4 separate regions of the Mus musculus genome follow, and all the other regions are linked to region 3. The links are chromatin loops, found by intact Hi-C in ENCODE. Cell type or tissue: gastrocnemius. All regions are shown on one strand.

Region 1 (8,000 bases), 630 kb after region 3:
AAGAACCCAGATGCCCCTCAACAGAGGAATGGATACAGAAAATGTGGTACATCTACACAATGGAGTACTACTCAGCTATTAAAAAGAATGAATTTATGAAATTCCTAGCCAAATGGATGGACCTGGAGGGCATCATCCCGAGTGAAGTAACACATTCACAAAAAAACTCACACAATATGTACTCACTGATAAGTGGATATTAGCCCCAAACCTAGGATATCCAAGATATAAGGTACAATTTGCTAAACACATGAAACTCAAGAAGAATGAAGACTGAAGTGTGGACACTATGCCCCTCCTTAGAATTGGGAACAAAACACCCATGGAAGGAGTTACAGAGACAAAGTTTGGAGCTGAGATGAAAGGATGGACCATGTAGAGACTGCCATATCCAGGGATCCACCCCACAATCAGCTTCCAAACGCTGACACCATTGCATACACTAGCAAGATTTTATCGAAAGGACCCAGATGTAGCTGTCTCTTGTGAGACTATGCCGGGGCCTAGCAAACACAGAAGTGGATGCTCACAGTCAGCTAATGGATGGATCACAGGGCTCCCAATGGAGGAGCTAGAGAAAGAACCCAAGGAGCTAAAGGGATCTGCAACCCTATAGGTGGAACAACATTATGAACTAACCAGTACCCCGGAGCTCTTGACTCTAGCTGCATATGTATCAAAAGATGGCCTAGTCGGCCATCACTGGAAAGAGAGGCCCATTGGACACGCAAACTTTGTATGCCCCAGTACAGGGGAACGCCAGGGCCAAAAAGGGGGAGTGGGTGGGTAGGGGAGTGGGGGTGGGTATGGGGGACTTTTGGTATAGCATTGGAAATGTAAATGAGCTAAATACCTAATAAAAAAATGGAAAAAAAAAGAACTATTGCTCTAGGCCTAACTTACGGTTTTTAAAATATATATATCACCTTGATTACTGAGTTGAATACTATGGAGCAAGAATGGGGACAAGACAAGGTGCTAGAAGGCTACAAGAAAGACAGAGGTGACAATGATTTGCACCATGGAGGTACAGAGGTTGCTCTAGTCTAGGCACATTAAAAGAAGCAGGGTATTGTTCTGGATTGAGCAGAAGACGTGGTTGAAAGAAAAGAGAAGTGGGACTGCGGAGTTTTGCCTTGAGAAACTAGAAGACCATTGATGATGTAATGTAGAAAGACAACGCTCAAATGCAGCTCAAGTATCAAGTTGTATTTTATGTAAGTCAAGCCGAAATGCTTGTTGAAACGCAGTCTGCAAAGTCTACAGGTGGGGCTGGGGCAGTCAGAGCTCAAGTGTGAAGAGTGAGCTAAAGTTTGAAACCCTGGAGACCTTGAAGGGACAGTAGGCGTTTCACCTGTTCCCAGGTACAAGGCCCCTGTCACTAGTCGCAGCCCTCCATAGATTTGTGGGTATCAGTCATGTAAGGGCAATGCCCCTAACCCCTCCATAGGTAGAGGATGTGACCTGTGTTCACATAGGTTCAAGACAGATCTCCATGTTAATAAGGTATCTAAAGGCCTGGAGGTTTAGTTCTTTCCCAGACACTCCTCCCTGCAAAAGATATTTAATCTCAGGCCCACCTGAGAAATAGGGCACAGTTTTATTCATCTACTTTCTGTTATGACAACAAATGCCTTAAAACTAAGGACTGAGACGGGCAGTGGTGGCGCACGCCTTCGATCCCAGCCCTTGGGAGGCAGAGGCAGGCAGATTTCTGAGTTCGAGGCCAGCCTGGTCTACAAAGTGAGTTCCAGGACAGCCAGGGCTACACAGAGAAACCCTGTCTCAAAAAACAAACAAACAAACAACAACAACAAAAAACCATGGACTGCCTCTTTTCATAGGGATCTGCCATAGAAAGTCACGGAGAAGCTCTTTGCCTACAGAGCCACTGTCTAATCTCCCGTAGAAGGCCTCTCTCTGCTCGCAGCCATGGCTGTCATCAAGCCAAGCGTGCTGCCTTCAAGCCAAGGTCTCTCCCCCAACCTTCTTGGGACCAGCCAGAGCTACCCCATTTTTCCCCTCAGCCTGGGCTACATCCAGCCCACTCAAGGGCCCCCACTCCATTCTCAGCTCTTCCAGGGCTCCCAGCAATACCTGGGTGTCAGAGAGCCTGAGAACCAGGAGGCCCCAGACTCATTGCAGGCCCAGGAATCTCCAAGCCAGGTCCAGCTGTCCCATACCTCAGACTGCACTTCCCCACTCCTGGAGCAGTGTCCCAACACTGGTCAGGCAACTGCTTGGGGTAAGTCAACTTCCCGGCATCCTGCCTCCCCAAGCAGCGGGCCCTGTGACAGAGCAGAGGCAGGGCCCAATAACCCTACAGTTTTCTAAAGAACACAAATTCATTTCCTTGACATTTCAGAGACCAGAAGCCCAAGATCAGACTCTTGTCATTGTTGTCTTCTTCTGGAATTGGAGTTGTTTTCTTCCTCAGTCTTCACATAATATTTCCCCTGCATGTGCCCGTGTTCTTATCTCCTCAGAAAGACACCAGTCACATGGTGCTGGGTCATCCCCAATAACATCATTGGCCCATATTTACCTTCATCTCCCAACACAGTCCCACTGTGAAGTGCTGGGTGTTAGGACTCTTCACACATGTCTTTTAGGGATGTGCTATGTAGCCCTTGATAGATGCCCTGAGGTAGGAGGGAAAAAAGAAAGGTTGGGGTCCAGTCATAGGTCAGAGGTTTTAACACATCCATAAACAGAAAACTGAGAGAAAACAATAGGAATAGAGAGTTATATGTTTCATATAATTAGTGGTGGCAACACAGGTGTGAAGACAACCATGCCGGGAACTTAAGGAAGTCGGATGAGGTGCTACAAGAGAAAGAAAAAGACAAAAGATACAGAAGAGTGAAGGCGTGGCTAGCAAAAAGAATTGGCGTAGTGATCTCAGGCAGCTCAGAGCCCAACTGAAGCCAGTGGTCATGACTTTAATGTGAGACCATCCCTATGCATTGATAGCTGGGTATATTAGAAGAAAAGGCTACTGTAACTGTATCTTATGAATGTCATCAGTGTACAGCACACACACACACACACACACACACACACACGCAGAGAGAGAGAGAGAAAGAGAGAGAGAGCAAATCCAATTATATATGCTTATTTATGCTCCTAAAACATAACTTCCCTAGATGCCTAAGATTCCCTTTCTCCTTGGAAACATTAACAAGTGTGACTACTCTTACTTCTATCATTGTGACCCACTTGAAAATGTCAGTCTGTTGATAATAGAGAATATTTCCTGCTTCTTATCTTTTAGAAGAAAGGAGTACAAATCCACAGAGACCCACAAAAACTACTTTACAGAATCCTGGATCCTATAGCTTCTAAGATCTACTGTTAAGTAACTATGGCCTTAGGAAGTGAGCTGCAGATAGCTAAGAGAACTGCATGTATGAACTTAAAAAATGCAAATGTTTGAGTCAAATTTATTCCTTTAGAGCATATTTTTATTAAGAAACTCATATACAAATATATAATCATACATAGTGTTATTACTTTAAACCCCAAGACTCAGATTATAGTTATATAATCTATAATCTGTGGCCAGTTTATGGGATTAATGCCTGCATGTCTCGGGGCACTACTGAAATGAAGACTATCATAAGTGAGACATCCAGCTATAATCCTTGATTACTTAGACATCAATATGGACAGCTTACTTCTGCCCCATACTCACCCCAACTCATATCCCTACATGGCAGCAGATATACTTGGTCAGCTATACATTGGCCTGAGCAAAGGACTGGGTCTATGTCTCTCTACCCAACTCACTGATTGTATCCATCAAAACATCTGGTATGGGACTGCCCTCTGGAGGCTTAGGAAAGCTTTTCCTTTTAAAGGCAGTCCACAGATTTAACCAGAAGCACTGAGGATGCTAAAGTTCAAAACCATCATCAGACTATCTAATTCAGCCTTCACGAATGAGGGATTGAGCCTGCAGAAATACAGCCATCTTCAGGGTGTCCATCCAGCAAGACCATCACCAGGAAAGTTACTGGACCTTTTTAAATGGAGGTGGTGGGGAGGCTTGGCTTGAAGTCATCTGCTAATACTCACATCATTCAGGAAAAGTGTTTACGTTTTAGTAGCATTTACTAAATCCCTAGTGTGGAGAAAATGATGAAATTTGAAAATATACAACTACATCTGGGTTGGGTATTGGTATTTTTCTCTGGCTGGAAGGACAGACAATGGCTGAGTTTTATCTTTCGGAAGAACTTCATGGAGAAGAAGGAGGAAAGAAAGTGTATCTGTAGTGGGATCAGAGGGTCCAAATTCTAGTTCTTCTCAGTGGGTGAGTTTGAAATCAAACTAAACATTACAGCGAAAACAAGATCAGGCGTTGGCTAGTAACTGGTTCTGGGAAGACTCTTATTTCCCTACAGAGGAAAAAAAAATGATTAAGGCTTTGCTGTCATTCCTTAGCAACAATCATATCAATAAACCAGTTTTGAAATGCTAAAACAGATTTTCTCAGATGTAAGTTGCAAGATGCTGTTTTGTATTGACTAAGCTGAGAGCTGTCGAAATTTCTTTGGATGGAGGATTGAGGCTGAGGGCTGCACTGCTTTCAAGGGGAGACTTTTCCCTCCTTGCTGGAGCTAAGCACTGTTTCCGAAATATCTGGCTGGATCTTAAAAGCCATTTGTGACAGGTGATAATTGATTATACATTGCCTTTTGCCAAAAACTCTAATGTCATTGCCATATAGAGACACAGCAGCAACACAGTGTGGTGTGTGTGTGTGTGTGTGTGTGTGTGTGTGTGTGTGTGCACGTGCAGAGGACTGGAACACAAATAGAGGGATTCATAAATTAAATTTAATGTTTCGTAGCTCTTCTTTAAACAAAGTAGGTGTGGAAATTATTTGAAGTTAAAATATATTTCTGCACAGAGTGGGTGCCAGTGACTGGGTGTGTATGTGGAAAAGGAAAGCAGAATAAGGAAGGTCATGTGTGGTGCTAACAAAATATTAAAAGAAGAAAAGGACATGCTGATATAAAAAGGGGAAATATAAAACACTGACATTTCAATTTCAAGCATGAGCCATACAAGAATATACTGATAAAAATTCAACAATAACAATTCTACATATACACACAAACATACAGTTATACAAAAAATAAAAACAATAAACTGGGAAATTGTCCTTGGGGGAGTTTTCACTGGATAAACTGTTCTGTGCTTCTCCAATTTACTGTAGTCATTTTTATTTCATTAAAAAGTCAAGGCCGGGCGTGGTGGCACACACCTTTAATCCCAGCACTTGGGAGGCAGAGGCAGGCAGATTTCTGAGTTTGAGGCCAGCCTGGTCTACAAAGTGAGTTGCAGGACAGCCAGGGCTACACAGAGAATCCCTGTCTCAAAACAACAACAACAACAACAACAATAATAATAATAATAATAATAAATAAAGAGTCGAATTTCTTCAATTGCTGAGAAAATATTCTGTGTATGTATGTGCCTAAATAAACATACAGTTATACAAAAAATAAAAACAACAATAAACGGGAAATTGTCCTTGGGAGAGTTAAAAAGGCTACATGCTAAAAATAATAAACATTATTATCATACTATCATATAAAATTAGTATCATTTTATAAAAATTGTGTTTCCTGTGCATGAATATTCGCATACAGATTATGAATGAAACTGAATTTCTCTCTAAAGATTATCAATGGTTTAGAAATCTCATAGAGAAAAGAGTTCTTAATATTATATTAACAGATATACATTTCCCCATTTGTATTAGTTCACAAATACAATAATATTTATGCCACAGACATTTATTTTCTACAACAGTACATGGACGGATGCATTTTTCCAAATTTTTCTTCTTCCATGTAGCAGATACTTGGAAGCTTTGGATAGACTCTTAAAATACTCATTGCCTACAAACCCCTTTTCTCCTCCCCAGCCCATGCTCCGTCCACTCCCTTTCGTCTTCTTCCCCATCTTTCTTTGTTGCTACGGCTGAAAGTGAAACACTGGTCTTTCCTAGTGCCTGGCCTGGCCCCCGTTCTGTGGTTATCATATGAGATACCATGATGCTGTAATTTTTCAAATGTTTTAGGGACTCACATTTACATTTATGGACAAACACAAAGGATCTTATGCGCTTACAGTATTCCTCCCCTTGCTTTCTGAGGAGAATCTTATTGCATAGCTGAACTGCCAAGCCCTTACTGTGCTGAGTGGAGTGACATGTTCTCCTTCTGTCAATGGTCAACCTGACAGAATCAAGAGTTACCAGAGAGATGAGCCTCTGCGCATGCCTGAGGGGGATTACCTTGATTATACTCGTTGATATGGAAGTCCTATTTTAACTGTTGGTGGGACCATTCCATGGGCAGGGGACCCTGGACAATATAAAATGGAGAAATTGAGCTGAACAATAAGTTGCATATGTTCATTCATTGTTCTTTCCTTCTTTAAATTTTATTTTTATTCTGTTTGTATTAGTGTTTTGCCCAAGTGCATGAACATACACTGTGTATTTACTTGGTGTTCAGACGTTCCAAGGGGATGGTGAATCCCTTGAAAGTAGAATTACAGCTGCTTGTAAGGCTGGTTGGTGCTGGGAACTGAATTTGGTTCCTCCAGAAGATCAGGAAGTGCTCTTAATAGCTGAGCCAGTTTCCCAGGCCCCTGTTCTCTGCTTCGTATAGCTGCTGTGACCAGATGCTTCAAACTCCTGCTGCCTCAAGGTGTTGCTTTCTTAAGTTGATTTTGTTTCATTCATTCCAGCAACAAGAGGCAGAGTACACGCCAACACATGCAAACACTGAAAAGCAGAGAAAAGGGAAAAGTGTATTCTACATGAGAACAAGGAAGCTTTACTATAACCCAAGAACAAGAGAACAAGCTCAGAGAGTAAGGAAAGAGGGTGGCAAATGGGGAGTGGTGATGGACTATTAAGAGGGACAGTCAGTCTAGAGTTTGCTAGAAAGATAAGTAAGGGAGACTCTGAGCTGTTTTCTAACTATTTAAGCATTTCCCCTTCGCTATGTGTCCAAGAGCCCTTTAGAAAAAGCATTTTGATGTGTTTTAGTGCTGTCTGGGGGTCACATTGTAGCTCGTGGAGATACTTCACTGTGCCTTTTAGACTTGGCAAACTGGCTTGGGCTGTGACTGTATGCTCCCGTTTCCTAAGGCCTATGCTTGCCTTCTTTTAAAGAAGTAGGCTTAAGACTGCTGCTTAGCCATGACACACCAAGCTTGTAGGATTCACACTGGGGGCTGGTGCTTCTCTCTCTTCTTGACAAGGGAGGCTTGCTGTGTTTGTAGATATTTCCCAGTTTCACTCGGAATTCAGAATTTTGACTTTTCGTTGTCATTAAAATCACAAGGAGAAAGAGAAGGAATAATCACCATAACTATATATCTGTTTGTTGTTTAATATAATTATAACTATTTGAGAAAGGAAGAATCTATAAAAGAAGTCTCCAGAAAGATTGTTAAAATATGACATCAGGTAGGTACACTGTCCTCTCTGGCTTTGCAATATGTCAAAAACAATGGTGACACTGAGATTTTTGAGTAATAAGTTGTTGTCATTTTGTCCAATTCACAGACCTCAGGCATAAAAAAAAAAAAAAAACAATCTCCCACATTACATCGGACAGAACTATTTGGGACTAAGGCCATGTCACTGCCCTGCTTTAACAACTTCTGTGTCACATGATCATCCCAGTGCTGCACACCCTGGACAGATAGCCCCGTGCACATGATGGCAGGATCAGGGAATGACGTCAGGGAATCTGTGTTTGAGGAAGAATGAGCTATCCGTGTGTGCAATTCTATGTGAGAAGTTTAAGAGGTACGTCTGTTGCCACATTTCAGCAAACCATTCTCCAATAAACAGACCAAACACTTGGCATTTCTGTGTGTTAGTGCGCATTTTATGGATAGCTTTTGTCAGTCTAAGCATCAGCAATAAATACTATTGTAACTGCAAATGATAAAAGCTTCAAGGATAT
Region 2 (8,000 bases), 640 kb after region 3:
AAGGCTTTATAGCCACAAATGAACTTAAAGTCATTTGTGACGTTTAGAAATTCTCCATATGGAGGGTAGGTCACAGTAGAGGGACCAGAAAGAGGATGGCACCCAGATACAAACCCAGAGCAGCAAGTGTCCCCAGAATGGGAAAAGCAGGCCCTTCCACCCACATGGTAAAAAAGTAGGTCAATTAAAATTGATCATAACCCATTACCACAGAGCTGCACTCACTTGTATGACAGAAAACTGTACTCACGGTGGCTCATCCTAACTGAACAAGGACCACATGCCTCCAAACTGAAGAACGCCATAGCCCATCACCATACATAGGTTGTCATGTTACTTCCATACCCTCTGCATTCTTGGTGGTACACTAAGAAAACTTGTTTTACTCTATATTGGTCTAAAAGGATGAATTATTTCACCAATGTGTAAAATCATCTTCACCTTACACTAAAGGCATAGGAACACAAAGGCTTATGGGAAAGAAGCCTCACTCTGCTTTACACTGCCCTCTCTCTACCCTGCCACCAAGACCATCACATAAAGGCTACAATGTGGCTTTGCTGAAAACTGGCAAGGGCCTCTCAAATACCCCTAGACTTTTCACTGCCTACTTTGCTGAGAAATTTTAACCACCATCTGTGCTTCCTTTATCACAGATAGATGAGTGACATATCTTTTCCTACAGGCCAATCTCTCTGACGATGCCCACATACAGCAGGCATTTGTTTAGGTACCTCTCTTCCCTTGGGGTGTGACTCATTCTCCATTGAGCAAAGCCTGAATGAATTATCTTCCCTTTCAACCTTGTTCATGATATGCCACATGCTCTAGTGATCAGATCTAGTGATTTTCTCCAGGCTGGTGGACCCTGAATTTCTCTTTCCACACAATTTCCTCAGTCAATGTCTCAACATCACTAGCCTGTAGCCATTTACAGACACTGTTGATCTGTCAGTGTGTAACTCGTCTCCCTAACTTGAGATTATTTATTATTATTATTTAAAGATTATTTTCTTTCTTGAATCTTAACTTCTTGTTTCCATGTCTCCACTTCTGTCAAAGGGAATATTCTAGACAGCATATCTATTCTAAAGTGTTTATATTGCAAGCATGAGCACATCACCAGACTTCATGCAAAAACACTACTCATGATAGCACAGTTGTGTAATTCAGCACTAGGACACAAACTCATGAGGATCCCCATATCTCACTGGTGAGACAGCATAGCCTATTGGGCAGGCTCTGGACTAGGGAGAGACTCTGTCTCGAAAGCCAAGGTAGATAGCTCCTAAGGAACAAAAGCCAAAGCTGTCCTCAGGCTTCTACAAGAACACATGCACACACATCCAAACACGTGTGCACACATACAAAAGGAAAAGCATGGTTCAGTAGACTTCCCTAATGAAGAACTGTTAAGGAAAAAGTTCAAAGACACTGATGGAATTTATAAGGTATTTCAAGAGCTTGAGCGGGGGTTCTGTTTACCACTCTGACTTAAGTCTCTGATGTAGAGATTCAGACAGAAAGAAATACCCCACCCTGGTACCCTTGAAAAGTGTTTTCATTGCCTAACATAGTTTCTTCCTCCTCCTGAGGTTGCACTGAAGCACTTTAGGAATGTGTGAAGATGGTTTTCCATGGAGGACAAGCTCAGTCTTCCTGCAGCCTGAAGATGATGGACAAGCCACTCTCTCTTTCCTTGAGTACAGTTTTCTTGTTCAACCCTCTGGAACTGCAGAGCAGCTGGAGAGCAGATCCTGGGACCTCCAACTACAGCAGGCCACATTTAATTCATCTTTAAGTTTTAGAGCATACTCTTGTAGGGTTTGTTATTTTGTTTTGTTTTATTTTGTTTTGTCTTTCTAAGGGGCAGCATAGTCTTGGGAGTCATATATCCTGGAACCATAAACTTCAGGCCTACTATAAACATGCTGTAAAGTTTCCTAGATATTACAGTACCCAGCAAGGCACTTTCTAGTACAGACTTCAGAAAAGGGGCTCATGAAGGTCCCTTGCTTGGGATCACACAGTCAACAGAAATGGTTATAAAGGTGTTTGTTGGCTGAAATCAGTCCCTGTCCATGGCTCTTAGGGGTAAGAGCTACATAGTTTCATAGCTTTCTTGAACATAAGTGACTCTTCACTGCTTTTGCTTATATCTGGGCTGCCCTCCAACCCCAGTGTTAAAGGGTAGTTTTCACAGTTTTTGTTATGCTGCCCATTCCCCACATTAAAGAGTCATTTTCACTCTTTAGCCTTATACAGAACTTTAAGAGCAAGGACCAAGGAGAGCTTTCTCATCACTGAAGGTGTGTACCAAAGGAGACTGTGCATTCTTTGGTCTCTTTCATAATCTTTCTTTGCTTCCTAACATGGAGATGGGTTGCTTTGCCCACCAGTGTACTCCTGCCTTTTCAAAGCAACAAGCCAACTAGCCATGGATGGAAACCTAGAAGATGTGAACTACAGTGAGCTCCCTTTCTGCACGAGGCACCTCGGCCATTTTGTCACAGTCAAAAATCTGACACACGCTCTTCTAAGCACACCAGCCCCATGTTTTCTGGTGCTGTCCCTTTTTTTCAGCTCCTCTGTGTGTGCCTGGTTTTCCTGCCACAGGAAGCTCCTCATATTTGCTTTAACTCATGCCTCAACTTCTTTGCTAGTTCCCTTTCATAGCTACCTTTAATGAATATACCACTCAGCTTGTGACTCCTTGTCTTTAAAGGCACCCACTGTGTCTCTCAAAATAGTCAGTAATTGTTGGTCCTCTTGCAGGACTCAAGAAATGACTATGTCAGTTAGCATCCATAACTACCAGACCCGACCATTATTAAAGGTAGATTTTATATAACTTTGTATCCCTAGAGTTTACAATGTTAAAAACAAAGCAGAGGTCAAAGGTTTGTTGAATGTATAAGAGAAAGGAAAGGAAAAAAGGGAAATTAAAAGCAGTAAGGGATGTGAAAGATTGTAAATGTCTGCCTGTTTGTAGAGCAGACAAGACTTCTGTCATCCTGTTCCCAACCGAGGCTGCCCCTGCTCTAACAGAGTTGTGACTTCCATCTTCCTGATTCTTTAGGGGACACTCGGATTCTCCTTTCCTACTACACCTCTCAAAATAGCACTCCCATACCCCTTCCCAGCTTTTCAGAAGCCACCATGCAGCTCCCATGTTGGAGTTTCCTGGGATTTCCATTATACTTCTATCTACATTTATCCATTGGACTCTATTCATTATAACTCTAAACTCATTATAGCTTAAAGATGTCCTCTCTACAAATATATATATATATATATATATATATATATATATATATATATATATAACCATCAGGATTTTGAATTCAGGACAATAACCTAATGGAACTTTCTGTGTCTCAGATGAACTTAGTGACAGGACACACTTATAGTCTATGAAATCTTCCAAGAGTACCAATCATCTGTATGTTAATATTTTAATGACAATCTGACCTTTAAATTTTGTTCATTATGTTTTCATGTTATTGACAAATTGTGTATTGGCTATAGTAAGTTCATAGATATAAAGAGACAGAGTAAAGCTAAACAATCAGTGCCCATGCAATTTATAAGCACACATTCTCCCACTGGTGAATGTAAGAGCCTTGCAGTGACTGCAGAGCCAGCGCTGTTTCAATGACTATCAAAATCATTGCACAAGAGTGATGTTGTAATTGTCTTTGCTTAACATCGGAGGAAACTGAGGCATAGGGAGACTCACTCAGGGCTCCACTGTGATCAAATGGCAGAATTGTAATTGGAACCAAAGCACAGAGCCATTACAGATTCCTTTCAGAGTACTATGCATTACCATGCTACCAGACATAGACACTGTTCCAATAACTTCTTTGCCGTGAAGGGATAGGGGTTCTGTTTCATTTCTGCTCCATCCTGCCAGTGGCTATATCTATCTACAAACAGGCTTTTTACTTTTTCACCACCTACCTAAGACTAATAATTCTGTTGCTGCTGCCTGGAGTCTACCTTCCCAACTTCTTTAAGGAAGATTCTGTGCTTTGCCAAGGTCTGTCTATCCTTAGGGGCTAACACACAGAAAAGGCAGGGTGAGGTTCTGTTTGCTTCTTTCTATTCTCTCCATCCAGTTTTTTTCTCACCCCTTCCTCTTCTAACACAGACATTATTTTCCAATTTAGCTGATCTCAGATAATGAAAACCTTCCCATCCTCATCTCCTCCACAACCTCATGACTTATTATTCTTTTTACATTTTTGCTCACACTGATGATTCTCCATTGAGCTGGTCCCATCTTCCCCTTGGTATTCCTTAGGGCAAGTTTTGTTCCCTTTAGAAAAGCTTTGGTGACTATCCTAGCCAGTGTGTTAAGTAAAGAATCCTCCATGTCTCAAATTTTTTCTCCTTTCTCTGAAGCACCTCATCAGTATTAGGCACATGGTAGAAATCCGGGCTCACTGTTTAGCTGGTGGCTATAGGGCATGCAAGTAAGACCCTTCCCACCTCATCCTCCATGTGGACTTTCTAAAGGTATGGATGCCTTTCTTGCTTGGTGTGGTCTTGTTCACTGTGTAGGGAGAGTGTCTCACAATTTAGATGCCAGGGGCTTGTGTTCAGATCTTACTTTGGATAACCCCTTTGCTTTGGTTAACCTATAAATATTAGTGATGGTTTCCATTTAAGGTTAGAAGATTATGATGTGATTATGCAAATGCACAGAGTGCTGGGTAAATATTACTTAGTACTGGCATCTCAGCAATGAAACAGAAATGGGTCAGGGAATGAATGATTCTGGATATGACGTCCAGACGAGGAAACTCAAGGATGGATGCCATATTAAGAGAAAGATTGCAGGATACCAACCAGAACCTTCATATTTATTGTATTCTCTTCACATTGCCTTTTCTCCGTGTTTTCTCTGCTTTAATTAACTTACAAAGGGCTTGCTATCTATCCTTACTTTAAAATTAAACACTAAAAAATAAATGCTCTTTTTTTCATTTTCCTGTAGGTCAGCTCCCACTTCTCTAAAGAAACCTTTCAAATGTCTAAGGGATGTCAATTTAAGATTCTGCTTTGCCCACCCCTCTTCTCTGCCTGCCATGAATCTCCCATGCAGGCTAACAGGGCAGGTTTCTTGCAGGGATGCCTCACACACCTGTCTTCTTCCCAGCTGTCACTGCTCTGGTAGGAATTCCAAGGGAAAGGCCCCAGGGTTGGTGACACCAACTGCTGATCTGCCAATGATACCTCACTCTGGTACAGTGTTGACAGGAGAGAGAGGCTGAAGGAACTGTGCTCCCTGGTGGCAGGTGTGAAGGAGGCCTTCTTTGTGGCAGACATGGCTACCAGTCAGGAAGCACATGCCTTGCTTAGAATACTTTTTATTTGTGATGTCCAGCTCCAAGAATAGGAAAGAACTCGAAGACAGTTCTTGAGGACAATTTGCTCTACTGAGTACAGCAAAATACCAGCTACTGAGATAGTTTAGTTATGCATTCAGTTCCCTTAGTTTTGAGATACACAGTAGCTTGTTTTGCCTGGATATTGACGTAGAAGGAAAAAAGCAATCACGAAAAGAACTTTGCATCAAGATGAAGTTACTTTCGCTTATCAAAATAAAGACAAATCAAATGTGTTTCCCAGGCATCTTAACATTGAGTTGGCACAGTTAGTCTTTCTATCTCAAACCATCCAAGGCCTGGTACCTCTCTCCTCTTGCTTTCTACAATTTCCTGTTTTCCCCCTTCAAGATGCTCAAGAGATGTAATCCAAGACCAGTTCTCTGCTAGCAGCCCTTCCCACCCCTGCTAGTTCACTAGATTCATCAAGGCCAATGCAGGGCCCTGTACACCAGCAGAAGGAATGAATCTAGGCACAGTTTTATTCCACTACACTTGCTATATCTCTGCTATGCCCCAAAACAGTGACTGTGCAGTGGGTTGCATATGAGTGAGCACTGGCTGGAAGGCCACCTGAGTGCTCAATGCCTCTCTCAGGCTGTAATGTCTTTTGAGTGACATTTACTTCATGCTGGAAGGAGTTATTCAGTCTTGACTTGGAAGGCCTTTTTTTTCTGGTTTATGTAGTGTGATCGAGTCTCTTGGGATCACTTGGCTCTCTAGGGGACTATTACTGGGGTAGTATTCTTTTTATTGAAATAGATTCTCCTCTCATACAATACATCTCAGCCACTGTTTCCCCTCCCTCCACTCCTCCTAGTCCCACACCCATACCCCTTCTCCCTCAGAGCCACTCCCCCTTTGTTTCTTCTGTAGAAAAGAACAGGTCTCAAAGACAAAGCAAGATACACTAAGACAAGGTGAAGACTCCCATATGGATACAAGGCGATAGGGTGGTATGTTGTTGTTTAATTTTCTTTTTGGTGTAGACAAGCTGGAGTGCGTGTCAATTTAAGTAAAACCTAAATCATAGAGACTGATTTACATGAAACACACACAGTGGTCAGCCTGAGAGCCCATGCTCAGTCTCAACACTCAGAAGGCTAAAGTAGATGGGCTGAGATTTTCAGGATACCCTCAAATAAATCTTAAATCTGGGGTTAATGTAAGAAGTAGTTACATGCTGAACCATGGTTTTACAGCTGCACTTTTAAAGCACTATTTAACTAGGACACACATAATTATGAAAATAGTCACCATTGCCCTTTTCATGCTGATGTAACAACATACCAGATGATGTTAAGCAATGAATGAAGAAAGGAGACTTATTCTTCTCACAGTTCTTGAAAGTACAAACAACACATCTCCTGTCCTAGTAAGGCTGTAATGTCCCAGGGATATCCCTGGCTGAGCAGAGAAGCAATGGTATGTATACAAATAAGGAAGAGCGAGAAAGAGAGAGGGAGGGAGGGAGAGAGAGAGAGAAATAGAGAGAACCAGGTCCCCTCACATGACAACCACCTCCTTTAGGAAACATCCCAAAGCTCTGATACCCAACCCCACCCATGGGACCAGAAGCAATCCATTACTAGTAGCAAAGCCTATACCTATGAGTTCATAAGAGTAGACCCAATTGCCTTCTGGCAAGCCTGGTTCTAATAAGCACTATCCCCTTGAAGCCACTACATTGGTACCAAGTTTCCAGTACACAAAATCCTGGAGAACTAACCATATACAAACTACAATTCACTATAATCTTAGATTTCAAGAAGGTCATAATACTAGCAACTTATGAAATCTTCCAAAGGTATGTCTAACATTCTTATTTTATACTATTGAGCTGACAAAAAGGATTCATTAATAGTACACAACTATGGTAAACATTTATGCACCAAATCTAGGGGTCCACAATTTCACAAAACAAACATTAAAGCATGAGAGAACACATAGGCCCAGACACAATAATAACAGCTAATTCTAAGACCTCACTCACACATCTAAATAGATCCTTCTTATTAAAAATCAGCAAAGAAAGATTTTGCTGAAGGGACCCTGATATAACTGTCTCCTGTGAGGCTTTTCCAGTGCCTGGCAAATACAGAAGTGGATGCTCACAGTCATCTATAGGATGGAACACAGGGCTCCCAATATAGGAGCTAGAGAAAGTACTCAAGAGCTGAAGGGGTCTGCAACCCAAAAGGTGGAACAACAATATGAACTAATCAGTACCCCCCCAGAGCTCGTGTCTCTAGATGCATATGTAGCAGAAGATGGCCTAGTCGGCCATCATTGGGAAGAGAGGCCCCTTGGTCTAGCAAACTTTATATGCCCCAGTACAGGGGAATGCCAGAGCCAAGAAGTAGGAGTGAGTGAGTAGGGGAGCAGGGTGGGGGGGAGGGTATAGGGGACTTTTGGGATAGCATTGGAAATGTAAATGAAGAAAATATCTAATAAAAATGTGGGAAAAAAATCAGCAAAGAAACTTCACTTCTCCTTCCTACAGCACTTCCTTCCCTGCAGCCTGGCATCGTGTGAATTGGCACAGTCTATTAGACTGTAGAAGTTTCCCTGAAAGACTTTCCTGTTAACCAGAGCTCTTGAAGTTTG
Region 3 (8,000 bases):
GATTATGAGCACTGGTTGCTCTACTAGGGGACCAGAATCCACATGGCAGCTAATAACTCCATTTATAACTCCAGTTCCAGAAAATCCAATACCCTCTTCTGGCCTTCAAGGGCACCAGACACACACCTGGTGTAGACATAAATGCAAGCAAAATACTCATATATATAAAATTATATATATTATATATACATAATATATATTTAATATATAATATATATTTTACCATATATATGCACCTAAAAACTGAGTCTATTAGCATGCACTGCAGCCAAATCCCAACTTGTATCTTTCTTCATTAGAAGAGTTTTTAAAATGTAGGATGCCCAGAGTGTCACAAGGAATGTGCACATGGAAAAAGGGAACATGAGAACATAGGCAGAAGCCATCTTTAGAGAAAGCCAGACCTGACTATACCTTAACCTGAAACTTCTAGCCTCCACATCCATAAGACAATGTCAGCCAAGTCACCCAGGCTATCATGTTTTGTTATGGCAGCCCTAGCAAACTAATAGAGAATGGTTTCTAAATAAAATTAAACAAAATAAAATAAAATCAAGCTGCAAATAAAGTGACTCAAACTATTCTGCTACATTCATAGATCAGTGTCTTGCTCGGCCATCATCAGCTTCCTCTTGCTGTAGATGGAAACAAATACAAAGACCCATACCTGGACAATGTGCAGAGAGTGAAAGACCCTGGAACACTCATTCTGAAATGGAGTGTCTCCATCAAATCCTTCCCTCAGGGTATAAGGAACTCTGCAAAAGAGGAGGTAGAAAAATTGTAAGAGCCAGAGGGGATGGAAGACAGCAAGTGCACAAGGCCTTCTAGACATAACAGGACAGTCACACATACCACTTACAGAGGCGATAGCAGCATGCACAGAGCCTGCTCAGATCTAAGCAAGATACCGTCCTAGCTCTGAGAGAGGACATGAACACATGCCCCCATCCCTAAGGGAGAAGCTGTCTCTGACAGATAGGCACTCACAAAGGAAAAGTTAGTTTTCTCCTCTGGAGTCTCACGGGGTATACAAATCCCATCCAGCAGTAGATGGCCAACACAAAATGAACTCAATTGTGGTTTTTAGGGTGTTTGTTGGATCAGTTGGTTTTTGTTTTTGTTTTGTTTGACTCATGATACTTTTTTTTAACCTTACAGGTCTTTGCTTATATATTATGGTTTGCACTTTTGTGTTTTATAGGATTTCTGTGTGTGCGAATCTATGTTTCCTGTGCTTTTTCTTCGTTTTTTCCCCTGTTTTCATTTTTAGATGACTGTTTTCTAATGAGAAAGAAAGAAGTGATGTGAATTTGGGTGGAGAGCTGGGAAAGGATCTGGGAGAAGTTGGAAGGGAAACCATAACCAGAATGTACTGTATTGGGGGAAAACATCTCTTTTTGATTTTAAAAAAGGGAAAAAATGATGAAGATAGACTTGCAAATAATGTTTTAAAATGTATGTGGAAGACTAAATGGCTCAAAGAAGAGAGCATTGTGATATCTGGAAGAAAACCCAGCCAGCCAGAGGCACAGCAAAGTCAAAGGCCCTAAGATAGAGACAAGGCATACTTGACTCAGAGCAGGAAGGAATGGCTGTGGTCAGAAGAAACACAGGGTTTCTCTGTGTAACCCTGACTATCCAGGAGCTTGTTCTGTAAACCAGGTTAGCTTTGACCTCTGAGATCTGCCTGCCTCTGCCTCCTGAGTGCTGAGATTAAAGGTGTGGCCCCTACCATCTAACAGTATGACCCACTTTAAGCTGAGTCTTATCTTTATGGTTTTCCAATGTGACCAATTGTCCAATATGTACAATGTTGTTTATAATGACAGTATGACCATTGAGTCTTTGATCTCTATATTACAGTTTAGTGGGGGAAGAAAAACTTCACCTCATTAAAGAAAATCAACATCCCACTATCCAGCATACTTAATCCTGCTTTGAAGAACTCACTCTGCTGGACAGTGGTGGCACATGCCTTTAATCCCAGCACTAGGGAGGCAGAGGCAGGTGGATTTCTGTGAGTTTGAGGCCAGCCTGGTCTACAGACCGAGTTCTAGGACAGCTAGGGCTAGAAAAAGAAGCCTTCTCTTGAAAAACAACCACAGAAATAGCCCAAGAAATGAATCAGGTGGTGGTGCCAGGGCATGCCTTTTATCTCAGCACTCAGGAGGCAAAGGCAGGAGGATCTCTGAGTTCCAGGCCAGTCAGCCAAGGCTACACAGAGAAACCCTGTCTTTCGTGTGTGTGTGTGTGTGTGTGTGTGTGTCTTTAAACGTATATACATTAGAAGGATTAAAAAAAATTGAATTGAATTAAATACCCAGGTCTTTGGGAATTCCCTTGCATTGCTCTTCCCCAAAATTCCACAAGCAGATATTAATGAGTATCACCTGTGAGGAGCAGGACACTGTATCTGTCACGGGGAAACCACAGTAAACGTGATGGAGATTAAGACTATTCAGAAACCTTCACAGCCCACACTCTCTCAGGTCAAAAACAAACCCTCATATGTTTCTGTGTGGAGCATCCTTAACAAAAGCATCTTTAAAAATGTTAACTTTCCCCTTCATGAGGTGTTTTTTCAATCCTGTTATAAAAGTACTGAAGGTACCCTGGTGGGGGAGGAGGTACAAAGTCCTTGCGCTTGTAGTATAATAAAATGATTGAGCCCACCACTCTCTAGCCACTCTCCTCTGCCCTGGGAGCCCGAGGGCTCTCCCAGCTCCAGGCTTCCTGTGCCTCCGAAGCCCTCAGCTGGTCTTTAGCAGACATGATGACGTAAAGGAAAATGAATCCGGTCCCTTCATCTTTCTCCTCTTTCTACAGCATGAAGCTAGGGGCCCGTGGAGGATCTAATATCAAAAGGAAGCGGGCAATGCCACTACTTGGAGAGAAAAAAATAATTACCAAATTTCCTGAATAGTAAACAGCTTTAAGGGGGGGGGGCAGAAGAAAAAGCTCAGGCCTTTGATAACTTGGCCCCGGGTCTGCTTGTGAATACCTTAAGGGTTATATCATCAGACAGACTCCAGCAGCCCGTGCTATTGTTTCGAAAAGAGGAAACCAGGAAGAAGGTGAAAGAGAGAGTATATGGGTGGAGGAACACTGCCTCTTGGGGAGGAGTTTGATGTTGAAAGTGCAGTTTAAAAGGCTCACGGTAGTAAGGCTGAAAGACAAATTGGACGAATTATCCGAGTCTTCAAACAGCGGGGTTCTTGGAGCCGTTGCTCCTTCCTTGTGGAATTAATAAAAATGTGTGGATTCGGTGATTGTCCAGCTAAGATGTCATTAGCTACAAAGATAAGCCCGAAGTAGCCGGCCTATGTCATTCCGAAAACAATCACTTGGGGGCAGTCTTGTGACTGTTAAATTTCCTGTGTTGCTACGGTAGATTTTGCTACTTTTTCTTCCCTTTGCAATCAGTTTCTTTACCTGGGAATGATGGGGGAAGAGGGGAGGGCAACTTAGGAAGTAAACTTTACACGCTGCTGCTACATCAGCCAGGTGATGTCACGAGAACGCTCACACCTCTGAACAGTCACTACGGTTTTCCTTTGAGTCTTGGAAACGGAAAATTTCCAAGGCTGAGGAGGCCGGCGCTGTGGGGACAACAGAGCACAAACACCAGGGTTGTACCTGCATCACGGTGCACACGTGCCATGATCTCCCTGCCCCGGGACACAGAGTCAAGTCTGTGACCCTTGTGAACTAATAGAACCTGGTTAGCGAAGAGGGAAGTAGAGTGTGGACCCTAAGGAGCTGCTTACTAACTCCTCAAAGTCTAGATGCTGGCCGCTAGAGGTGGTTTCCCAAGCTGAATCTGGGCATCTTAGCCTCTCAGGCATTCCTGACCTGTCGCAGGCTGAACAGCATGCCCAGGGCCTGGTTCACCTTGTTGCAGAACCAGGCTGCGGCCATCGGCAGTAGTGCGAGGAGCTGTGGCGAAGCTGAGTCTAGCTCTTAGACCACACACCTCAAAACAGTCCAAGTGATGACAGTATCCGTACCTTTTGTCCTGATTTTGTTTCACATTCAAGGTGGTTAGTGATCTTGGATCTTAGTGAACCAGGAGATTAAAATCCCTGGGAAAGAAGCAAGATGTGGCCTCTCCAATACCCATGACTTAGGAACGCTGGCCCAGAACCCCAAGACCAGAGAGACTTTGCTTGTTTGTGGACTTGGAGCATCGCAGACTAGTTGAGAGCCCTAAGAGCAAACAGCTAAACCCTCGCTTTCCAAAACGGTGCTGGAGACTATCCCAGCGCTGGTGTCCGAGGAAGAAGCGTCCCACGGCTTCTCTCACGGACCTACCAGGCAAAATAAGATACACCCTCAAAAAATCCAGAAAATGGGAAAGGTCGGGGTGAGAACTCAGCTCTCCCTTTGGTCTGGTCTCAGACTTCAGCACTTATGCATCACGGAGGCCACCTCCAGCCTGCCACACAAATGAGATCCACGCAGTCGACAACTGAGATCACAGCTCCGAGGTCCGAGGAAATCGCAGGAGCTCACCCTTCGCTCAGACCCCTTGTGCTGTAAGGGTTAGGCCCTTCTAGAAAGAAAGGGGCAATTGTCTTGCAAATTCTGAGGGAAATGTAGTAAAAAGAAATAGTTAATGTTCAATGTGACATTTTTCCCCTCCAGAAAACTGAGACGTATGCAAGATCTCAGCCCCTCTTCATCTGTAAACAGCTAAACAAGACAATGGCTCGGGCTGGGGCTCAGGGCAGGCTTTCTTGGAGACATAGAGATCAAGTCCACACCGCCGAACCTCCTCAAAGGTCCCTGCCCTCCTTGAAGGGTGAAGAATCGCCCGGTGCCTCGGACCTGAAGGAGCCTGAGAACTCAGCCACACGAGAACTCAGCCACACGCAAAGCTTTATCCGATCAGGCTTCAGCAGGGCCGGACTAGAAACTCAGCCCGCAACTTTTTTTTTTTTTTTTTTTTAATTCCCCTTCACTCCCCAAGCAGTTGCTGCTCCCCTGGAACAAAGAGGATTCCTTTCTGTCTGTGTCTCAATCTAGAGGACTCTCCAGAGTCGCTCTGCTTTAGACTTCGTTGCGTGCGAACCAAATTGCCATGCACTCCTGCGAGACAAGCGGTGGGACAGCAGAGCTGCCTGCTGTGCACAAGGCATTCTGATGCGGTGGCACCAGGGCACTCCTGGTTCCTACCTTAAAGGGATAGGAGTCCAGACTCCACTTCCCACCTAGGTCTAGCGTTCTGGGACAATCCACCTACCAGTCTTTCACTGGCCAGTATGTTGGCCCTGCCCAGGAACTCAGGCCAAGAAAGAAAACTCGAAGTTAGAGCTCTTCTTAAGTGGTAGATTCCTGATTAAGTAACTTTAATGACCGGACACCACAAAGGGTGTGAGCCTGTCCCACCTCTGCTGGTTCAAAATGGTCCAAAATTAAGTGGGAAAGTAAGAGTTGGGCTTAGAAAAGGCGAGCCTGCTTGAGTCACCAAAAAGGTAAAAGAGATTGCTTTTGGCTTGAGGGTGCAGAATGGTATTTTCCTAGACATCATACTTTGGTTGAATGAACCATGAGGGGGTTGTGTGTGAGTTAGAAGGTCCGCTGAATCTGTGGTAGCAAAGTCACCAGTTAGCATGGCACAGTCCCCGCTGTTTTCCTGCTTTCACCTTAGGAGAACTGTAGCTAGCACTACTGTGTTTGAACCAAACAGGCATCAGGGCAAGACCTACATCACTTTTGCCCGCCCCACCCCTACCCACATCCCACTCTTACCTTGGCAAAGTTTTCCATTTGTGCGACTTTTTGGCTTGGCCAGGAGAGTAGAATTCAATGTCGCAGCCTAGGAATATGCTTGAACTAGCAGATATTTGCACCAAAGCCTTTAAGGCTTTCCATGGATTCCGTAGGACAACGGGGTTCATTTGCTGCCCCAGGCTGGTGTCTGCTCCCTTGATTATACAGTGATATAATACATAAATACATAAGGTGTGCAAAAATTAGTTTAGTTTTCTTTTCCCCCACAGGCATAGCATCCCAGCATTCTGGAGGCTGAAGAGTTCAAGTAAGATCCTGTCTCAAAAAATAAGTAAGGAGAAAATACAAATTTAAAAAGCAGGAAGGATGACCTGAAAGAAAGGGAAATAAAACCTAGTGTTTGTCAAGTAATACAAAACTTTTAACTAGAAGGAGTAAGTTGAGGAGATCTATACTACAGTGTAGCAACTGTAGTTTCAGTCCTGAAAATTGTTAGGGAATTTTTACCACAAAATAAGTATATAAGGCAAAGCTACATAAATTAAGCCATTTTGTGACACATAAGTACTTCTCATTATGTACATAAAACCCATAAAATAACAAAAGTTAGTTTTCCAGTAATTTTTGAAAGCTAAGTGACATTGTATGTGTATTTGTGGAGTTTCTGAATTTGGGAAATGCTTGTTTAACCCCCCTTTAAGTATGATTACATCCTGTGAGTAGATTTGCAGAGTTCTGTGTGTGTGTGTGTCTGTGTGTGTGTGTGTGTGTGTGTGTGTACACACGAGAGCGCACGTGTGTTCACATTGCTGTATGCATACATGCTGATGAAGTGCTCAATTGTGGGAATAGCCCTAAGTCAGTCTTTCCTTCTCCCTGTTTTATGTATTAAGAAAAAAAAATTGATTTCTAGGTTTATTATTCTCAAGGTCCTTTGTTCATTCCTGGAAGATAGGCCTTTGGGAATGGGAAGCATTCCTTTAGAGCAGTTTATTTAAATGACTTCTCAGAATTAACCTCCACAGTGGGACCTGAATTCTGAACACAAAGCTGTTCCTTTTCTGTTTCCACAACACAGGAAGAAAATCGTGAACTTCTAGGGTGTCAACAGTCTTCTTACTGTTTTTCATAATGATCCAAAGTGTGAATATCCTCAAATCTGAGCCCTATAATTCTGATTCGTTAGACCTGTGAGTATTAAAATCCCATAAGAGGCCAGCTTGCAATATGCTCACTCTGCTCCACACACAAAAAAATATGTAAGGGAGAGTGTAGCAGAGTGACATTTTAGTGATAGGAATTTAATAATTATTGAACAGAAGAAGTTCTGTGCACATCTATTCTGGCTAAAGCACTTTTATAGACTAAACTTCTGTGGTGTGTGTGTGTGGGGGGGGGTGCTCCAGGATTTGTTGTTTTAAAACTATTTTTCTCTTCATCCTTCTATGTGCCAGCAAGGAGCTAGGGTCTCTGCAATCAGTTTGATGTCACTAGACCCCTACCAAAGGCAGTCAACTGGTCAGAAAAACCAAGGTCAGTACACCCAAGTCTCTCCCAGGTCTCAATCACTCACTCATGTTTCTACAAAGGCTCTTCAGCTGATTTCATCCTGTCCGTACCCACCCATATTCTAATATACATAACTCTGTGGGAGATACACTGTGTGGGCATCACAAGCCTACAGAGGATAGGTTGACTCTATATCTCCCTAACCTCCAGACTCCAGGCAGCATTTTGCTGTGGTTGAAGTTCTCAGGAAACCCCTAGGGGTCTTATCCCTCTGCCACCCACCACTACCCTCCAGGAAGGTGAAAGACTATTGTCTGGTTCTCTACCAGACCTGCTGCAACCTTGGGGGAAACAGAGAAGGTCTTCCCATCTCTCCGAGACTATTTCTGGAAGGTGCAATGGGAAGGAAGAAACACATCAAGGTCTGCTCCTTGAAGCAGAATCTGTCTACTGCAGCCCAGAAGACAGAAAAACATCTATGCCTGCCTTCCCTCTCTCCTCTGTCCTTCCTAGCATTTGGGAAATCCAATGACTCTAGAAGGAAGCCTTCTTTCTATAAGGGGCCAGGGCCCAGAGAAATATTCTTGAAGGCAGAAGTGCAAAGGGAAAGGTTGTAGCCAGTGGATCAGTCTAGAATGCTCCAGACTCCCTGACCCTAGAACTTACAAAGGACTATTTGTCTTCATCCAATGAGAAGGGGGTAGTGGTCAGGACCCAGTTGGGTGGAAGGGAGGTAGAAGGGTGCAGAGGTCTCT
Region 4 (8,000 bases), 700 kb after region 3:
CTAGTTCAAGAAGCATTTATGGAAAACTGTTATATGGTAAGTGTGTGGGATGAATATGAAGCAGTCTAGATGGCATGTCCTAGAACCTTTTCTGTTGCAGAAAAGACCACCATTAGCAAGGCTCCCTCTGAACGAATCCAGGAATTCTGGGAATCTTTTTTTAATATGTGGGTACCCTGAAGAAAAATAAAGTGTTCCAGGCGATAGAGGCATGGGGTTTATTTACTTATGTAATTAGCAAATCAACCCTTAAGACCCCGAGTCTAATAGGTGGTAAACTTCATTACACCTTGAAGGCGTGGTGGAGCCAGAATTCAGCCCCAGGCCAGAAACTTCACTCTCTTTCCTTTTGTTCTTAAAAACTAGCCCTGAATGGACATCTGTGTTTTATATCTAGAGCCACAAAAATTAACCAGCTTAACGTGCTGTTCCCCCTCCAAACAATGGACCCATTTGCACTTTTGAGGCATAGAAACAGATTTCACTTGTAGTGAGAAGTTTTCTGGGGGACACCTCTTCACTAAAACCAAGTGCACACATCCACAGCTTAAAGCTGCCTCACTTATCTACAGTGCATTGTGTTATATTGTGTTGTGGTTGTGGTTAATGTTGCCTAATTAATTTCTGAGAGTTTATACAATATCCAAATTGACAGAAAGGCACCTCACGTCACAGTCTACTGTTCTCTCCTACAACTCTTGAGAGAGAGAGAGAGAGACAGACAGACAGACAGACAGATAGAGAGAAACCTAGGCACTCTCTTCCAGGGAAACAAATTATTTTAGAGTCATGCCATCTTTATTATTTTCAAAGAGAAAATTATCTTACAAACTATCATTCAAGTCAACACTTGATTTTGACAGTGCTATTATTGATATTCTGATATTGTTTTTCCTTGAATCAACTATAAGTTCACTGTGCCTGAAGCATCCATGTTAGGACAATGACATCTAAGAGCAGAAGCTCCACTCCATTAATATTCATGATGTCAGCTATGCGTATTTACTGCTAGAGAACGGTCTCAGTAGACTCTTTTTTTTTACTCAATCTTTTTAGCAATCCAGAGAGGTAGGTCTTGTTATTGCTGTCTTTCACTTCTACATGGAAAACAGCAATGTTGGGTCATTTACCCAGGCCCTCAACAACTTAGTCTGTCACAGTTTGAATCAAACCATGCTATCTTCCAAACCAGGACTCTTAATCACCCAAGGTGCACCAGTGTTCACCTCGAGAATGACTGCAGTGTGCAGGAGCCTCTTCACCTGTCGAAGGGGCTGCTGGAAGTGGCCTCAATTTGTAGATACTAGGGTGGGAAGAGAGAGAGGAGTGGACAGGAGGAAAGGGGAGCCACCAGCTTCTCTCACAGGGGTTCCTCTGTATATAGCTTGTCCTCCACTTAAAAATACATAAGATTGGTTTATACCTGGGCTAACATCAGAAATATGTACTCAGCAATCCATCCTGCCATGCTGTAGGATGCTATGGGAGGGAGCTGTAGGTGATCCATGGCAATAAACTCCCTTGTACTCTCAATTCTTTCTTAGAGATGGCCATGGCCTCTACAATAAAAATGTCCTCTAAGCCAGCCTTACACATTCAGCTCATCCTAAGGTGCTGCTGGGAAAATACCAACAGCCTGCTTCCAGGTAGAACACCCAACTACAGCACTACCTCTGTGGCAGACACAAACTCCTTGAAGCTCGACTTTGCCAAAGAGAGTGGTGGCCCTTGGTTCCCGTGTACCCCTGGATAAAGATGATAGACTAACATGAGTGGGAGGTGGTACTGCTGTCAGGACAGGTTTAGGCCATGAAGCCCTCTACTGAATTCTGGTCCTGGTGTGGTGAGCTGCTTCCTTGGGACATGCCCTCTCTCCCACTGTGGCACTTTTACTTGCTTCCACAATGACTAAAGCTTACAGAATTTCAGCTCCACAGAACTTGTGGCCTCTTCATAGCAGGTGAATGGAGGAGGAGCCAGGACATCATTTTGATGAGTATGGGAAAGAATGAGAAGGAGGGACGAGAGAAGGACTGGCTTTGGAGTTGATGCCGTTCATGAGTCCTGAGCAGTCTACTTCCTCCTACATCACGTGCTTACCCGAGTTGGTCTCAGGAAACGTGTATCACCAGGTCCCAAATCCTTGTAACTGACCCCTGGTAGAACTCACTTCAGGTCAAATCCAATGTCTTCTGCTCTTGGGGACTGAAGGAGTGCAGAATGTGTACCCCACAGATACCTAGTGTGCTACTTTCTCACACTTTATGATTCCAAGAGTCAAAGTCCTCAGAGTGTCCAAATGCATCCCCATGCCTTTTTTCTTTCTATTTTCTATTGTGAAAACATGATAGCCAAATGGTCTGATTCCTAAATAAGGATCCCTCATTGCAGTACACACTAGTATATCAAACTAAGTTTTATGAGAAATTATGAAGGCTATGTAATTAGAAGAGGGTCTTTGATACATACCTGCTTAATAAGGAGAGTCAGGTAAAGTCATGCATGGTCATTAATATTGTACTTGCTTATTGTACGACGTGTCTAATATTGAACCTCAACTTAGTTTACAGTTAAAAAATTCCTTCTTAACAGATACAACTGTAGCAGCCAGTTTGAGGTAATGAAAATATTTCTTCTCCTGGCCAAAAGCCCACACTAACACTCCTCCGCTGATGGAGAGCCAAGTCTTCTTTTGAAAGGAAAAAAAAAAAACTAGCATGAGAAAGACGTTCACGAACCCTGTCCATTCGATAGTAGGTGGTAAATCCACAGGACAGGAAGACCTTCCTTCCAGCTGAGCATTGACCCTTTATATTAAATGGCTCTCGGCAAACTCCAGCTTCTTCAGTGTTGTGTGGATTTTACTTAGGACTCTTATATGTCTTTTTCTAAGGAAGGTTCTCAGGTCAGTTCTGGGTAGAGGTCCACGGACATCTCCTCCCAAAACGTGCTATAGAAGGCCACCACTAAAGCAGCCTTCCTTTGTCCTTCTTGTATCAGCTGACTGTTCTTGCTAATAGAAGGAAAAAATCACAGACCCATTGACCAAAGGCTGTGTCCCACTTGCTAGTGAAAGAGTTGTTATAATCACATTAGAATATGGAATGCCTAGTGAAATTTGGAGAATTTTTAATATATGAAAGAAAAATAGTTCTAAATCTACCCCATGTCTGTGAGACTGGAGACTCTCTGAGCTAGCCAAGCCTCCCTGCATGTACCGAATGCTTTCTTGCCTTAGAGACTACATGTAAGTGTTTGGGTTGAGACGCCCTCCTGCCGGGCTTCAAATTAGGTAAGACTGGTTCAGCAAATAGAAGGTAATGGGTTGTGTCCATACATGGTTTCGTTCCACCTTTGACCAACTTTATCAATCACACAGCATTATCTGTGTCACATATGTCTCCAGGTAGCAGAGAGCCACCATCATTGTCAGATGTTGGAGTGAGCCAAAAAAAAAAAAAAAAAAAAAAAAAAAAAAAAAAAAAACAAAGTCCCCTCCCTCACCACTGAATAGATACAGCCACTGTGTTTCCTGAAGTGGACAGTTTTCATTCTCAGCTCTTGTAAAGTACACTCAAGCTTCCCAAACTGTCCAACTCACCTACAGGTAGGAATAGTACCACTACCGTACGTACTCACAAGCCTGTCCTCTTGGCTGTGACATGGCACTGCCATCTCCCTCTCTCAAGGTCAGTATTCATTCTTACTATATCATATTTCTCTGACTTCCTCGTGAGCTTAAATCTAAGGACTCTGTTTAACTGTATGCTGAAGTGGAAGTGGGATTTAAGTGGAGGTTTTTTGTTTTTTGGTTTTTTTGGTTTTTTTTTTTAAACAGCATTTTCCCAAATTGTGTTTGTGTCCCATTTTTTTTCTAAAACAATGTCCTATTTTTAAAGCAGTTGTTGTTGGTAGAGATTTGGAACCTGCAGTTTTCCTGGAATGCTAACAGAAAGACCCAGAAGTATAGTTTAGAGCCTCCTTTATTGAGGTGTCCTCCACTCCTCCTTCATCCAGCAGTGTGCATGCATTTCCTAGCATCCCGCTGCCCCCTGCTGCAGAAAGGAGTTTGTGCAGCCTTCCCTGCAAGCCTTCCCTGGTGGCCTTGGTCACTACATCTCAGGCCACTCTATCTCAGGTTTCCTGGGGCCCAGTCCATCTCATTAGACTGAAACTGCAGCTCTAAGAACATCCTTCATGGATCCTGCTTCACAGGACAGAACCAATGAGGAGGCAGCTTTTTAAGGCCCAGTGTGTGAGTGGAAACGGGGCCATGGGTAGACTTCTTAGACCCTCTCAAATGGGGAGAGTGTCTCTGCTCTAGCTTAAATGAACTCTCTCAGTGTGACATCAGGGACACCTCAAGATTCAGCAATTAGGAGGACCATGGATTGAAGAAAATAAAGAAAGAACTTGTTTGTTTTTAAAGCCCAGAGCACTGAACTTCTGAAGAGGGAAATGTGGAGGATTGCCTTCACCTCTCACCCTCTGTAAGATACCATTTTAAAAAGTGTGATTTACAGTGTTTTAAGGGTTGAATATAAGTCATTTCTGAAGGCACCATATACTTTTACAAGTATCGTAAATTTCATCAATTAGTAACATATTGTTAATATCACTCTGACTCTAGTGACTTGCTCTCAGAACTGTCCTGAAACAATCAGGTTTGTCAGCTTTCAGTATAATCGTGAGATGGTTTTCTGCCAAAATTATCTTAATCAAGGTGTTGACCTTCTGGGCCTGCCTTTCCATCTAAAGTATAGCAGTGTGCCTATTTCACGGAGTCACTTAGGGTGCAGGGTAACATGTGCCTGGCACATGGAAGATCCACAGTAACTGTTAGTTCCTTCCTCCGCAACCCCTCTTTCTTCTTGTCTGGAATGGTCAACATCTGCCTTTGACACTGGATTCTAATGGGTAGGTAGGCTACAGCACCCTCTTCTGGAATTGCCTTTAAAAGAGCTGAGAGACAAACCTTTGTCACCATTAGATTTCAAGGATTGGCAAAGAAACGTGCAGGGAGAAGGGGGCAGTGGGAGCAGTTTTTATTGCTGAAACTTTAACACACCGCCTACCATGAGCAATGAATACTTTTCCATGAGAACGGAAGAGACTTTCCTCCTTCAGCTCTCTCTATAGATGCAGCTATAATGGGAGGGGTAAAAGCGGTACCCAGTGCAAAGAGGGTCAGTTTGTGGCAATAGAATCCTTTTCTAAACAATTTGTTATATATATAATTTTTCATCCAAAAAGATTGTTTTAAACTTAATACCAGAGTTTAAAACAAAGGCATGCCTACCTCCATGCATGCAAACTTAGCACATAAGGAAAGCATACAGTTTTCTATTTCCATGTGTGGTTATGTCCTCCCAATAACACTGAACACTGGGTGGATCTTGTTATATAGTAAGTTTCCATGGAGAAACACTGCAGATAGCAACACTGCAGACAGCAGCACTGCAGACAGCAACACTGCAGACAGCAACACTGTAGACAGCAACACTGCAGGCAGCAACACTGTAGACAGCTCCTATTTGATGGCAAGGAAGAATGGACCCTGTGCCCCTCCTCTCACCTGGATTCTGCTCTGACACCCGCCTGATTATGAGCAAAGCAAAGTACAAAAGAGCCTCACAAAATTACACAACAACAACAACAACAACAACAACAACAACAACAACAAAACTTCATGAAGACTTCAGGTCTTTTGGCAGCTGCCCAAAGTAGGATTTACTCCATTGATGTCAGGCCTCTAGCGGTAGCTCCAGCTAGCAGTTCTCAACCTTCCTAATTCCTAATTCCTCCTCCTAAATGCTATGACCCTTTAATACACTTCCTCATGCTGTGGTGACCCCAACCATAAAATTACTTTCGTTGCTCCTTCATAACTGTAATTTTGCTACTCTTATGACTTGGAATGTAAATATCTGTGTTTTCTGATGGTCTTGGGTAACCCCTGGGAAAGTGTCATTTGACCCCACAAGGGGTTGCGCCCCACAGGTTGAGAACCAGTGAGCTAGCAAATAGCTTAGATATTGCTATGCCCAGCTATCTTATTTTGCACAGGAGGTCATTGAGGCCTGGTGGGGTCATGTGGCTCGGGTGCCTTTCCTTATTTTCATCTTTCTTTCCATGGTGTCTTTGTTATGGGTGCTACCTCCCCCTTGAGACTGTTTCTGTTCAGAAACAGAAACCCGCCTTCTTGCAAACACCAGGAGGTGGAGAGGGATAGGAGTAAATGCACAAAGCCCCTCCTCCATCTTCCAGGGATTTACCTTCTCCAGTAGAAATTATAAGAGACGGAGATAAAAGAATCAACCACTGGATGAGATCCTTGCCCTCAGTTACTTGTTTCTTTAAATTGTGTGAGACAAAATTCCATGTTCAAGAATAATATTTTACCCATCTTCCCAGATGTGGGAAGAATCCTTCTGTGAATTAGCAGTCTCACTTGTGTTACAGTAGTAGGAGAAGATGTTTGCTGGTTCTCACTAGCAACTCGCTCAGTCTTACCCAACATTTACCAATTACTCTTTGAATTTCTTATAAATGTAACACTAGAGTAGCTGTCTAAAGAGAGGATCAGGAAATGAAACAATGGCTAGTTACTGTTTTGAGACTTATTTTTAATATACATTTGTGGCATATGAATCATATATTGATTGCAAATGCAAACTTGGGGGGAGGGGCAGCATTTTACTGGGATGTAAACCTTCAGAACCGGTATTTCCCGGTTTCTTAAGAAAACTGGTTGCAGTCAAGTTGCATGAAATTTGGCACAATTCTGCCGCCTTGTGGCTGCTTTGATAAATCTCTCATGTAGTCCAAGGTCAGTTCTGCCTTTGAGTAAAATAGGAAACATATCCTGGTTTTCAGTTCAGTGCCTTTGACACAAAGCTACCCAGTGAAGACCACTTAGCCGCTACCTCTGTCTGCTCTTGTAACAGAATGATTGGAAGGCCTCCATCGCCTTCGTGGTTGGGAACCGAGTTGAGGATGATCTTCTCATTCATGCCCTTGACCTGGCTGTTCGACTCCCTCAGCGGAAACTCTTCAGTATTGTGTCATGGGAAGACATTCTGCAGCAGGTACCTGTCTGTCCCTTTCTGCCTCGGGACATCCAAAGTCATCCATCCTTCCTTATATTTGTGGATTGAAATGTTAGAATAGGCAACAGTGAACAAAGTAGTCCTGGACTACTTGGTTATTTGTGATGGGTTACTTTAAGTGCGCAAACCCAATGTAAAATGTTGCATTTGGAAGGGCTAACCTTCTCATCAATGCAGTCCATTGGAACTTCATCCCATTGACAAAGATTTCTGTAAACAGTCCAGGCACCAGGCAAAGGTCTCTGAGGAATTATTTAGTACGGAGTTAGATAATAATGAAAGAGTAGGCTAAATAAGGCACATGACTAATTGAAAAAACGATATCTATAGAAAATCCAAGCTGGCTCAAGTCAGAGGGCAATGCAGATAGTGGAGAAGAGCTGTCAGGTGGCACAAACATGTGCGAGTACCAGCACCCTGACGAGAGAGGTTATAAATACTACATCTACTGTCTTGCTAAGTTCCCTAGTGGCTTAATTTAATTCACTAATTCACTAATGTATTAGAAAGTTTCACAGATCTGTGTGTCCCTTTAATCTTTCATTCATTACAAGTTAACTCAACGTTTTTGCAGATGGATGAAATACAGTCACTTGCTGAAAGTGCTTCAGCTAAAAAGGGGAAAAAGCCCACATCTGTCAATTTACCGTTACATTACGAGGTGAGTAACTGAGTCTGTCAAAGAGACTTTTGTAACGTTCAGCCATGGAAACTGAAGTCCATATGACACTTTAGAAAATTTTAATTCAATTTTTAAAAGTAAATTTCCACTATCCATTGATTGTTTGTTCCTCATATACACAGACACATACACACTCCACAACTATACCTTTAAGAATAGACCTACCTAGATTATTTACACTATCCTTCTTCCCAATTGAAAAGCATGAA

What was found. A loop is a pair of places that touch in the nucleus more often than their neighbours do. Peaks named below come from ENCODE experiments on the same cell type or tissue, not always from the same donor. Only the 100,000 strongest peaks of a DNase experiment are listed, where the experiment ranks them.
Region 1: it touches region 3 in a loop (5-fold over the local background); 7 of 42 quality-filtered maps call a loop at or near these places.
Region 2: a loop joins it to region 3, with 2.9 times the contacts of the local background. A loop is called at or near these places in 7 of 42 quality-filtered maps.
Region 4: a loop joins it to region 3, with 9 times the contacts of the local background. A loop is called at or near these places in 23 of 42 quality-filtered maps.

What each region holds. Positions count from the first base shown.
Region 1 is chr3:99,861,071-99,869,070 of GRCm38, forward strand. No RefSeq gene overlaps it. Among named protein-coding and RNA genes, the nearest start is that of Spag17, 20 kb to the right of the region's middle. In gastrocnemius, a CTCF peak has its summit at 3,838 (motif pointing left); no DNase peak of the experiment used is centred here.
Region 2 is chr3:99,870,156-99,878,155 of GRCm38, forward strand. No RefSeq gene overlaps it. Among named protein-coding and RNA genes, the nearest start is that of Spag17, 11 kb to the right of the region's middle. In gastrocnemius, no CTCF peak of the experiment used is centred here; no DNase peak of the experiment used is centred here.
Region 3 is chr3:99,230,832-99,238,831 of GRCm38, forward strand. Gm38468 (a long non-coding RNA gene) reads left to right here and starts at 6,077. Exons shown (of 3, transcript XR_375892.3): 1 at 6,077-6,926; 2 at 7,191-7,269. In gastrocnemius, a CTCF peak has its summit at 3,346; a DNase peak (open chromatin) is centred at 3,337; H3K4me3 peaks cover 1,036 bases; H3K27ac peaks cover 359 bases.
Region 4 is chr3:99,932,299-99,940,298 of GRCm38, forward strand. It overlaps Spag17 (sperm associated antigen 17), which reads left to right. Exons shown (of 49, transcript NM_028892.4): 2 at 6,948-7,088; 3 at 7,684-7,770. Among named protein-coding and RNA genes, the nearest start is that of Spag17, 51 kb to the left of the region's middle. In gastrocnemius, CTCF peaks have their summits at 4,055 (motif pointing left), 4,928 (motif pointing left) and 6,797 (motif pointing left); DNase peaks (open chromatin) are centred at 4,062 and 6,781; H3K27ac peaks cover 49 bases.